Linked DNA regions of Homo sapiens: region 2 is linked to region 1. Evidence: chromatin contacts called from ENCODE Hi-C or POLR2A ChIA-PET data. All regions are on one chromosome and are shown on one strand. The core of a region is the stretch at or near the end of the contact, and the rest is flanking DNA. Distances in the headings are between cores, read along the strand shown.

Region 1 (6,069 bases), core at 2,255-4,754:
TGAACATCTGCAGAAAGGAGTGATGGGAAGCTCCAGAAGGGCACGCAGAGCCTCTCCAGGACCCCATCTGGTCTGCGGTGCCAGGAAAGAGGAGGCCTGGAGAACCAGGGTGTAGTTGTGCTTTGTAACTGTGAGCTACACCCATGGGAATGTCCTAATGGCTCCTCACTGTTCCCTGCTCTGATCATTCACATTCTGTGATTACACAGGCTGTCATTTCCACAGAGAGCCATGAAACTCAGAAAAGGGAGGCCCGGGAGAAGGCGAGTTTTATGGAGCTTTGAAAATGAAGCTCCAGTTCCTACGGCAGGCCACAAAGCTCAGGGCCAGAGACAGGCCTCCCACGAGCTAGGCTGGCACGCTCAAGCTCATCTCACTCCCCTGCTCCTGTTTTTAGCTGCTTTGTAAACTTATAGCTAAGTTGCTTAACAAAGTAGGTGAGGCCCCAGGAAACTGTATCTGGGTTCTGGTCTCTAAAAGCAAATAACCAAAATTAGAGGTTCCTGTTATCATCCGTGCATTGCAAGCAGCCCCATGACTCACAAAGAGACCCTGAGTTCACATGAACTTTATGGAGCTTGTGGCTTGGAGGTAACATAAATATCACTTTGCTCAGCTCAGCCTTCAGCATCTACCTGAGAATGAGGTAACCTGAAATCTGGTTAAATTAATTCTGGTCAAGAATAAAGAATGTGAAGCCTCCAAATAGGGTTACAGTTTCTCCAAATTACAGATTCAGTCAATAATCCTTTAACAGGTATTTGTTACCCAGCCCTATTAGGGGCTGGGAAACCTAGTTTACAAAGGTCATTTATTCTTATATTTTGTATTTATTATGCACCTTGTGTTAGACAATGTTTTTAATAATTTTTTTTTTTTTTGAGACAAAGTCTCGCTCTGTTGCCCAGGCGTGCAGTGGTGCAATCTCGGCTCACTGCAACCTCCACCTCCTGGGTTCAAGTGATTCTTCTGCCTCAGCCTCCCAAGTAGCTGGGGCTACAGGCACACACCACCACGCCCTGCTAATTTTTGTATTTTTAGTAGAGACAGGGTTTCACCATGTTGGCCAGGCTGGTCTCGAACTCCTGACCTCAGATGATCCGCCTACCTCGGCCTCTCAAAGTGCTAGGATTACAGGTGTGAGCCACTGCGCCTGGCCCTGTTTTTAATAATTTGTTAAAATCATAAAAGTAATATATTCACTAAAGAAAAATTTAGAAAGCATATAAATGAAAAGAACAAAAATAAAAATCATCCAGCAGTTCCACTATTCTTGAGTCATCCATTGTCAATTTTTTTTTTTTTAAATGGAGTCTTACTCAGTTGCCCAGGCTAGAGTGCAGTGGCATGATCTTGGCTCACCACAACCTCCACATCCCAGGTTCAAGCAATTCTCCTGCCTCAGCCTCCCGGTGTAATCCCACTGAGTAGGTGGGATTACAGGTGCGTGCCACCATGCCCAGCTAATTTTTGTATTTTTAGTAGAGAGGGGGTTTCACCACAATGGACAGGCTCGTCTCGAACTGCTGACCTTGTGATCCACCTGCCTCGGCCTCCCAAAGTGCTGGGATTACAGGCGTGAGCCACAGCGCCCGGCCCATTGTCAATGTTTTAATGTGTGCCCTTCCAGATTTCTTCCTCTACAAGGCTTGCTTGCACACTTAAGCATGCACATGCATGCAAATTGTTTTACAAAAATGAGATCACACTGAACATGCTACTTTGCACCCTGTTCCCTTTGGTTAATAAATATGAAGAACATTCAGTGTCAACCATTACAGACGTAACATCATCCTTTTCAGAGTCCCACGGTATCATTCTGTGTGCCATTGTACTGTACCAGTGTATTAAAATTTGTTTAACTTAATGATGAAAAATTGCTTTAAATTTTTCAGCCTTATCTTTTTTTTTTATTTTTTTGAGACAGGGTCTTGCTCTCTTGCCCAGGCTGGAAGGCAGTGGTGGGGCTCAATGCAGCCTCTACCTCCTGTGCTTAAGCAATCCTCCCACCTCAGACTCCTGAGTAGCTGGGACTACAAGCATGCATCACCAAACCTGGCTAACTTTAAAGAAATCTTTTTTTTGTGGAGACAGAGTCTCCCTATGTTGTCTAAGCTGGTCTCAAACTCCTGGGCTCAAGCGATCCTCTTGACTTGGCCTCCCAAAGTGCTGGGATTACAGGCGTGTGCCACCACACCCAGCAAGTTATTCGGCATTATTAACAACTCTTTTGTTCCCCCACTTCTCTATTTTCTTAGGATAAATTCCTAGAAGTTAGATGGCTGGGTCAAAGGACCACTATACATGCTTTGGAAAGGTTTCAAAAATCTATGCTCCTGCTAGTGTTTCCTCACAGCCATTTCTGTCAATCTGATAGTGGAAAAAACCAACATGGAATTGTTTTGTCTTGCATGACTGAGTACTAACTGAGGCTGAAAGTCTTTTTTTTTTCTAAAGTCCCAATTTTATTGAGCATTTGCATTTCTTCCTTTGTAAACCGCCTGCTCTTGACCTTCGTCCATTTTTGCTATCAGGCTATTTTGTCTTTTTTTTTTTTTCACTGATTTAAAAAACTTCCAGATATTATAGATACTTATTCTTCTTAAATGTCTGCAAGTACTTCCCCCACTTTGTTATTTCTCTTTTAATATGTTCAGAAAAAAAGAATGACATAGCAATTAAGAATCACCATGTCGGCCTGGCGCGGTGGCTCACACCTGTAATCCCAGCACTTTGGGAGGCCGAGGCGGGCGGATCATGAGGTCAGGAGATCGAGACCATCCTGGCTAACACGGTGAAACCCCGTCTCTACTAAAAATATAAAAAATTAGCTGGGCGTGGTGGCGGGCGCCTGTAGTCCCAGCTACTTGGGCGGTTGAGGCAGGAGAATGGCGAGAACCTGGGAGGCGGAGCTTGCACCGAGATTGCGCCACTGCACTCCAGCCTGGGTGACAGAGCGAGACTCCGTCTCAAAAAAAAAAAAAAAAAAAAAAAAAAAAAGAATCACCATATCCTAGCCTTGGAACCTGGGGCAAGTTTTACCTCTTTCAGCTGCAGTTTTTCTCAACTGTACATTGTGGCTAACAATTACAGCTAACTCACGGATTGATGAGATAACTCATGTGGAATCTATGGCACCATGCCTGGCACTTAGTATTAGCTAGTACACATTATTCATAGTGGGTTTTTTTTTTTTGACACTTTTGCTTTAACTCTTACTTTGAAAATGTGAATTTGTTCAAATGCATCAGATACATCCAGAAACAATCTGAGCATAATATAAATTTTGCATTTGCTTATGCATGAGAAAAACACTAGGAAGTGCAGAAAACCATATTCGGCTGAAATGAGCCATGCAGGAATGCACAAAATGTGCACACACATACACAGGCACCTTAAACATCTACCAGCTTCATCAGGTCACTGCATGTGTTATGAATCACATTCATCACATTGATGTCAGAACTTTCCATTGGACTTCAGACAGCCCTCCTTCCACCACTTCCTGATAACTCCCAAGCTGTAACCTAATGACACTTACTTCCCACAAGCAAACCTCAGGTGTTTTTCAAGCCAAAGTGCCTTTTCATTGTGGTATTTATATATTTCTTAGTTTTTCTGGTCTATAAAACTGTGTGACTGTTTTATTAGGTCCCCCCACTTTTTTTTTTTTTTTTGAGACGGAGTCTTGCTCTGTCGCCCAGGCTGGAGTGCAGTGGCGGGATCTCGGCTCACTGCAACCTCCACCTCCTGGGTTCAAGCACTTCTCCTGCCTCAGCCTCCTGAGTAGCTGGGATTACAGGCGCCCGCCACCACGCCCAGTAGAGACGGGGTTTCACCATGTTGGTCAGGCTGGTCTCGAACCCCTGACCTCGTGATCCACCCGCCTCAGCCTTCCAAAGTGCTGGGATTACAGGTGTGAGCCACTGTGCCCGGCAGGTCCCTATCTTTTTTAAAAAATAAATCTTTTCCTTTTTTTGGTCACCTATGAGATTTTTTATTGTTGTGATCCTTAACCCTCCATTTCACAGTAAGTTCTGGGTTTCTGTTTTAGAGACAGGGTCTTACTCTGTCACCCAGGCTGGAGTGCAGTGATGTGATCATAGCTCACTGTGGCCTCTACCTCCTGGGCTTAAGGGATCCTCCACTGCAGCCTCTTGGGTAGCTGGGAGTACAGGCACACACCACCATGTCCAGATAATTTTTATTTTTTATTTGTAAGAGAGACTGGGTCTTGCTTTGTTGCCCAGGCTGGTCTTGAACTCCCTGCCTCATGCGATCCTCCCACCTTAGCCTCCTGATTACAAGCATGAGCCAACATGCCCACTCCGTGTTTTTTACTGCATGATTTCGCATGGCATGATTTTTAGAAATGCACATGATGAACTATAGCAGAACTGACTATACACCATTTTTACATTGTATAGTGAAATTACATGGCTTCTGTGTAACGCTTAAGAAAAACCCTCATCCTCAAGATCAGAGGAATAGTCACCTAAACTTTCTTCATTTGTACTTTTCGTTCATTTTATCTTTCATATTAGAGCTGCCCAACAAGTACAAGAACATGGAAATAATAATGGTGTGTGATGTGTGTAGGCCACTGAAAATGAGATGGACCACACCAGTGAGGGAGGTAAATGCAAAATCTAATTCCCAACAAGTATCCTGATTGAATGTACAGAACTGTTTCATCATAATGATCCTATCTCCCCACCCACAATGTTTTTTTCTAATAATTATTTAAAAAACCAAATGTAGACTAGTAACAAACCTGAAGATCAATATGAGATAACCATTTCTCCATTCTACTATTTGTGATCATCACTGCTTTCTCCAGGACCTAAAACATCAGTTACCCACACTCTAGTCACCCAGAGGAGCAGCTGAGGAACTGGGCTCTTTCAACCACATCCTTCAACTGAGAAGCCCTAAAATGCAAGCAATAATATAGGGAACAAAGGGAAGGTTTTAACAGGCAAACCGCTATCTAAAAATCACTCCACTCAAACACCAGGGGGCACATCAGAGCACAGGGACGGTATCATGTCCTTCAAGGGGTTTCTGGGTCACCTTCCTGCGAAGAGTCTGGAGGAGGTGTTGAATGACACAGGATGGCAAGCTGGTGACTCAAGCATCCTATATTTTAAGCAACAGATGAGTGAACTCTTTTACTGGCAAAGAAACCACAAAGAAAAATTGGGTGGAGAGGTGCGGATTCTCAAATGCTTGTTTTGTAATACACACAAAGGTGTCATATATTCCTTTGCATATACCGAATATTACATAATAAAATAAAACAATTCAGAATGAGAAGAAAAAGGAATCATGAAGGAAACCCAAAGGAATTCTCAAATGGTCTTCTGGTCTTCTCTGTCTAGTGCTCTCTCTCCCCGCCTCTCATGGCAGCCCTGGAGGGACTCAGCTCTGCAGGAAAAAGCAGTGGAAGTCCAGGCTTTTCTGGCCCACTATAGCAGGGGACCTGAGCCAGCTCTCATAGTTTGAACAGGAGAGGGATCTGCAGCTCCACTTTCCATTGCTCTTTCTTTTTCCTCCTGCCTTAAGTTCACTCAAGTCTCCTTCCTTAGCATCATGGATTTACCTCTTCACTCCCGTCCACACTCTGCCTTAATTTCAACCATAGCCTCCTACCCAGTGACGAACATCTTCTTTGAGTATCTTGTTCATCCAACAGCCTTTTAAATCAAATCAAATTCTTTTTTTTTTTTTTTTGAGACAGAGTCTTGCTCTGTTGCCCAGGCTGGAGTGCAGTGGCATGATCTCAGCTCACTGCAACTTCTGTCTCCCAGGTTCAAGCAACTCTCCTGTCTCAGCCTCCCATGTAGCCGGGATTACAGCCGCCTGCCACCACGCCCAGCTAATTTTTGTATTTTTAGTAGAGACTTCGTGTTGGCCAGGCTGGTCTTGAACTCCTGACCTTAGGTGATCCACCTGCCTCAGCCTCCCAAAGTGCTGGGATTATAGGCATAAGCCACCGTGCCCGGCCCTTAATCAAATCAAATTCTTTAACACAAGCTTCCAAGCTTCCTATGAACTGCTCCCTTCTGT
Region 2 (6,069 bases), core at 2,116-4,615, 110 kb before region 1:
CAACTGAACCCACAGCTGTGCCCATCCTGCTTGTGTCCAAAGCAAGAGAATTCTTAGCCGTGCCCAGCTTGGCTCTGTTCACTCTGGCCAAAGCCATGGCTGTTTCCAACCTACTGGTGCCCACTGTAGCTGTGATTGTGTCCGGCTTGACTGGGTCTGATGTTGCTGAATCCATGGCTATACCCTCTGTGGTCATATCTGGTTTGGCTGTGCTTCTTGTAGCCATGGCTTTGCCCAGCTTGTCTGGTTCTGAGGCTATCAAATCCATGACCATCCCTGGCTTGGTTGTCCCAACTGTAGTCAGATTCATGGCTGTGCCCGGCTTGATTGTGCCTGCTGTAGCCAAGTTCACGGTTTTGCCTGACTTGACTGTCCCTACCGAAGACAAGTCTCTGGCTGTGCCCAGCTTGATATCCAGGGCAGGGAACTCTGTGCCTGTGTCCAGTTGGGATGTGTTTGGTGTGGCTAAATTGATAGCCAAGCTAGGTCTGTTGGTGGCCATTGTGGCTAAATGTCTGGCTGCGTCTGTCCTTGTGTCCATAGCAGTCAAATTCACAGTCGTGTTGGCCCTTTGGAGACGCCCCCGGGGTCTGGGGATCCCCCTGGCCCGGGGCTTGCCTTTTCCTGGAGAAGCTCTGGTAGGCATGTGGTCAGTCACTGAGACAAGGTGCCCCTGGCCCAACGAGCCTGGCTCTGCAAGGACTGGTGCACTCTGGGCTAACCGGGATTGGAAAGGTAAGGCTAGGTAGGAACTCACCAGGGGCTTCTCCGTGGCAAGCATCCTGTTGGATTTGGTCAGACCTGGGTTCCCTGGGCCCTCAGAGTGGACCCTGCCCCCTGGCACTAGGGTCACAGGTGGCGAGCCTGGCGAGGACACCCTCCCTCCTTCATGGGGAGCAGCCTTCTTTCCTGGGGTAGGCAACTCTTCCCAGTGAGAAAGTGGGCGATCCAGGGACCGTGCCTGGCTGTTCTGATGGAGAGTCAAGGAGATGGAGCTGAGCTTCCTGGGTACAAGGCTGCTGGTGGGCAGGGGGCTCAAGGAAGCCCCCAGAGCGATGCCCGTCTCCTGTGGGGGCACACTCCGGGTCCTGGCTCCAAGGCCCAGCCGGCTGGAGGTCTGTGGGATATGGCTTTGGGGGAAGGTATCCAGATGGATGGTCTTCCTGAGGACGGGGGTGAGGGGGGACCCTCCTCCAGGGAGTCTCGAGGGGCGGATAGGGCGCCCCAGCACATGGCTATGGGAGAAGGAGGTTCCCGGGCCTGGAGCTCCATGCGACTGCATCTCTGGAGGAGCAGGAGCAAAGTTGTGGTCCATCCAGGTCGTTTGTCTTTCCCTGAGGCAATCAACAGAGAGAAGAGGCCAGGCAGGGGTGAGGAGCTCAGGCCTGGAGGTCTCAGCTCTCCCCTTCCTGACCAGCAGCTGAGCATGCCGGGTCTGAAGGGGCCTGGTTCTGGGGACTGTCCAGTCCTTAGTGGAGGATGCATGTAACTTCCTCCTGTCCTCCTACGGCTCCTACCTGCTGCAGACTGATCTGTACCTCATACCTACCCCACCCCGGCCAGCCACCACACAGTGGGGTGGGCACGTCCAGTGAGCAGTCTGCCTCCAGCATGGGGCATCTCAGGCTGGGCTTACGTCTCCCTTTGCCTGGGCCTGAGTGTGGCCCCTGTCTCTGTGGACAGCTCTATGGAGGTCACATACATGTTCAGGGACTCCAGAGGAGGGCAGTGCTTACTGGAGACGTCTCTCCCTTTCTCTTCCAGAAAGAACCAAAGGGCTGTGGGTTCCCACCCACAGCAGCCAACATAGGAGCTCAGGTGTCCAGGTGGCAGGATGAGAGAGGACCAATTTGGCTTAGAGCCCCAGAACCAAGAAAGAGCCCTGAGCTGGCCTAGTGCTGGAGTCAGAAACAGAGCCAGCCCTGGAGAAGGTGAGGATGGGAAATGGAGAGGCAGTGAGTGTTCACAGAAGGAGCTTATCTGGTGAACAAGCCATGGTCCCCGCCCTTGAAGAGGCTGCCATGCCCAGGGATGCCAGGCAAGGAAGTAGGCAGGGCTCCACCAAGCTAAGCATTAGGGGTAGAAAGGCGGGAGGCTAGACCTGAGCTGGGGCTGTTCCTACAGAAGGCCCAAAGGTGAGAAAGTGTGGCATCTTTCTGAAAATCCAACATGGGGCTCCTAGGCTGTATGTAGCAGGGAGGGGAGAGCCAAGGCTGCAGGTGAGCTGGGGTCCAGGCCAGGCTACAGCAAAGTTTAGGCCAGGGAATGTGACCCATTCCGATCTGTAGGTGGGAACGGCCACTCGGGCAGTGTGACAGAGGGATCAGATGGGAACAGAATTGAAGCCAGGATCCCATGAGGACATAGTTGAAACTCTCTGCTCCGTGGGCTGTGCAAGGGGCAGAGCTAGGGCTGGGGCTGGAGGAGGCTGCATTGCACAGGGGTAGAAGTGGCGGGACTGCCCAGGGTAGGGAGTGGGCACAAAGAGGTGTCGAGGATGAAGCTCAGGACTCTGGCTGTGGTCTTAGTAGATGGGCCACTCCCTGCTACTCTGGACTCCAAGTAACTCACCCTCTAGAAAAAAGTTGGTTTGGTTGCTTTTAACACAGCAGGCTGGGACCTGCAGCTGGGGGACAAGGCCAGGGCTGGTGGGAGGAGTCAGTTCCAGAGGGCTCATGGGGAGGGGAGTGATCATGTAGCCAGGTCCTTGAGGTCTGCAGCAGGGACGGGGAAGGCAGGGCACCGGACAGGGAAGGCATCACCCCTCACAATGGTGCCCCCAGCCCCTCATCCCTCTCCAGCCATATATTTGTATCCAAGACTGTCCTGGCCTCCAACCCTTTCCCACCTGGCCTATCACTGCAGCCCTGAACTTCTGCCCCCTCCTGCACAGCCACATCCACTTGGGCACACACGTTTACCCTGCACTTAGCCACAAACAGCTCCCCTCAGTGTGCACACCCACACACAGAGCAGGCCAGAGGACAGGGTGTCCGAGGGCATCACCCGACTCCCCATCCCCTCACTGCACTCCCATCTTCCATGGATTGCTTGGTCCTTCCCCACCCCACCCCCACCACCCTCCCACCCCCACAAACCCCCACACCCTTCCACCCCCCTACACACCTACCTTGATCAGAGGACAAGAAGGATCCAGTGTGTCTGGGAAGATAAGGCACACGCAGGCCCCTCACCTCCCCTGCACTCAGAGTCTGGCCATGGTGGCCAGCTTAGGGGCCTTGTCCCTCTGGTCCCCTCCTCAGCTCCTGCTCAGCCTCCAGGCCACAGTCCCCAGGCACAGGGCCCAGCCCTCTGCTCACTGTCCCACCAGCTACATCCCCGGAGACCGTGCTGGGCTGGGCTCTGGTGCAGGGAGGGGCTGGCTTCCTAGGAGTGGGCGGCTGTGAATGGCTGCTCTGAGCCTCTGGAATCCTGAAGAGCCATGGGAGGCTGGTAACGGCCAGGCTGGCACTCACGGCCACCTGCAGGGAGGTTCCCTGCAGCCTGCCCTCCCCAAATCTGCTCTGTCTCCCACAGACTTTGATGCCTGGGGAGTCTGCAGTAAAAACAGGGGTACTCCAAATATGGCTGCACTCTGGTAGTCCCAGCGCGAGTCTCCCTCTGGCTCTGCCTCTGTGCCCTTCATGCCCTGTTCAGCTCTGCAACCCTCAGACCATCTTGCCCACTCACCTGGTCTTTCCTCAAGGGGGCTGGAGTTCCTGGAGGCTAGAGCTCCTTCCACAACTATTCCCTGAGCCCCAGCTTGCTCCAGCTGGACCCTGTACCCAGACCCTAAGGGTGTGAAGAGGACCCCGCCCTAGGCCTGCCCCTGAGGGGACCACAAAGCCACCCAGCCTGGCTCTGGCAATGCCGACTCTCAGCAGCCCCTGGCCCTGGGGCTGGGATGGGAGCCCTCTTCTGTGTTCCCACAGCCCTCGGCTGCCTCTGTCATAGCAGTGGTGATAATAACAATGGTGCTGATAACAGCTACTATTTCCTGAGCACTTGCTCTGTGCCCGGCACCATGCCAGGGCTGGGCGGAGCTCACAGTCTGCTAGGAAGATAGGTATGTAAACAGATCCTATAGTACTGTCCTGTACGGTGATGGCAGATGTCCTCCGAGCACTCACCCTGAGTCAGGAACTAGGCTAAGCATTCTCCTGGCATCTCCTTTAATCTCCGCCTCATCACCTGCTTTTTACCGAGGAGGACATTGCAGCCCACACAACACTGTGTTGTCTGGTCTGCTCTCCTGTGTGTCTCTCTCTTTAGCGAGTGAGCTTCTGGAGCTGCGCTGGGCAATACAACTTTCAGTGATAATGGAAATGTTCTATGTCTGTGCTGTCCAGTACAGTAGCCACTAGCCACAGATGGCTACCGATCACTTAAAATGTGTCTACAGTGACCAAGGAACTGGATTTTTTAGTTTATTTTAATCTGTGGCTACCATATTAGCTCAGCTCTGTTTCGTTTGTTGTTGCTGTTGTTGTTATTAGTTTTTTTGAACAGGGTTTCACTCTGTCGCCCAGGCTGGAAGACAGTGGCGCCATCATGGCTCACTGCAGCCTCTTGGGCACAAGTGATCCTCCCACTTCTGCCTCCAGAGTAGCTGGGACCACAGGCATGCACCACCACGCCCAGCTAAGTTTTTATTTTTTGTAGAGACGGGGGTCTCCCTATGTAGCTCAGGCTGGTCTCGAACTTCTGAGCTCAAGCAATACTCCTACCTCCACCTCCCAAAGTGCTGGGATTACGGTCGTGAGCCACCATGCCTGGGTGGAAAGCTCAGTTATGAAGGTCCTGGATCTTCTTCTCTGGGCCCCAGGGTCTGGCAAAAATTGGCTTCAGTAAGTTTCTTTTTCTTGAGAGTCTCACTCTGTCACCCAGGCTGGACTGCAGTGGCGGGATCTCAGCTCACTGCAACTCCGCCTCCCGGGTTCAAGCCTCAGGATTCTCCTGCCTCAGCCTCCCAAGTAGCTGGGATTACAGGTGTGTGCCACCACGCCTGGCTAATTTTTGTATTTTTAGTAGAGACGGGGTTTCACCATGTTGGCCAGGCTGGTCTCAAACTTCTGACCTCAAGTAATGCATCTGCCTCAGCCTCCCAAAGTGCTGAGATTACATGCATGAGCCACCGTGCCCAACCGGTAAATTTCTTTAGAAAGAAATAATGAATGAATGAATGATTGAATGGTGATTGTGTGGGCCTAGCACCCATCCCTCTTCTTTTTTTTTTTTTTTTTTTGAGACAGAGTCTCGCTCTGTCACCCAGGCTGGAGTGCAGTGACGCCATCTCGACTCACTGCAAGCTCCGCCTCTCGGGTTCACACCATCACACCATTCTCCTGCCTCAGCCTCCCGAGTAGCTGGGACTACAAGCACCCGCCACCACGCCCACCTAAATTTTTTGTATTTTTAGTAGAGATGGGGTTTCGCAGTGTTAGCCAGGATGGTCTTGATCTCCTGTCCTTGTGATCCGCCTGCCTCGGCCTCCCAAAGTGCTGGGATTACAGGCATGAGCCACCGTGCCCAGCCCCTATCCCTCTTCTTATCCTTTCTCTCCCCTTACAGCTTTAGGTTCTCAAACTTGGCTGGGCTCTGGTTACCAGGGCAACGTGCTGGGATCCCAGTGGATGGGGGAGGGCAGCTATCTGGCGCTTCCATGCTTTGAGGCCCTGAGAACTGGCCTGACTTAAGGAAGAACAGAGGGTGCTGGGAAGGAGAGGCACAGCTCTGCCTGGACGGATTGGAGCAAGGGAGACTTTCCTGGGCCCAGCCCCATTGGATTACATGATCTCTGTGAGATAAGCAGCCTTGGGCTGAAATCAGTGGCCCTGGGTTCTCTCCCCACTTTGGCCAACGATTCACCAGGCAACGTCTATCAGATTAACTTGTGCTTCTGGGACTCAGTTGCCTTTTAAAATAGGGATCAGATGCCCTCATGTGGTCGGTCTCTTCTACTTCAAGATCTACAATTCCTCCATCTCGCTCCCTGCCAGGCTGTTAGGGCCTTGAGAGCAAGGCCTGAGTCATGTTCATCTCCGCATCCTCCTGCCCATCTGCCCTGCT

Evidence for each region. A loop is a pair of places that touch in the nucleus more often than their neighbours do. ChIA-PET counts read pairs that join two places held with the same protein, here RNA polymerase II (POLR2A). Pooled maps may share reads with other maps.
Region 2: POLR2A ChIA-PET joins it to region 1 with 12 read pairs in activated B cell. The contact joins the promoter of SEPTIN3 here to the enhancer-like site in region 1. A Hi-C loop is called at or near these places in 1 of 50 pooled maps. POLR2A ChIA-PET finds 5 or more read pairs at or near these places in 8 of 52 experiments (BJ, CD4-positive, alpha-beta T cell, GM10248 and 4 more).

The regions. Positions count from the first base shown.
Region 1 is chr22:41,856,731-41,862,799 of GRCh38, reverse strand. All of the region lies in intron 1 of SREBF2 (sterol regulatory element binding transcription factor 2), which reads right to left. Among named protein-coding and RNA genes, the nearest start is that of SREBF2-AS1, 25 kb to the right of the region's middle. RefSeq lists an enhancer at 1-149. Within about 2 kb of position 3,504, at least 7 of the 41 ENCODE cell types and tissues checked have a DNase peak (open chromatin) inside an H3K27ac peak, as active enhancers do.
Region 2 is chr22:41,966,739-41,972,807 of GRCh38, reverse strand. It overlaps SEPTIN3 (septin 3), which reads right to left and starts at 3,365. Exons shown (of 12, transcript NM_001363845.2): 1 at 3,131-3,365; 2 at 1-1,334. The coding sequence starts at 1,315.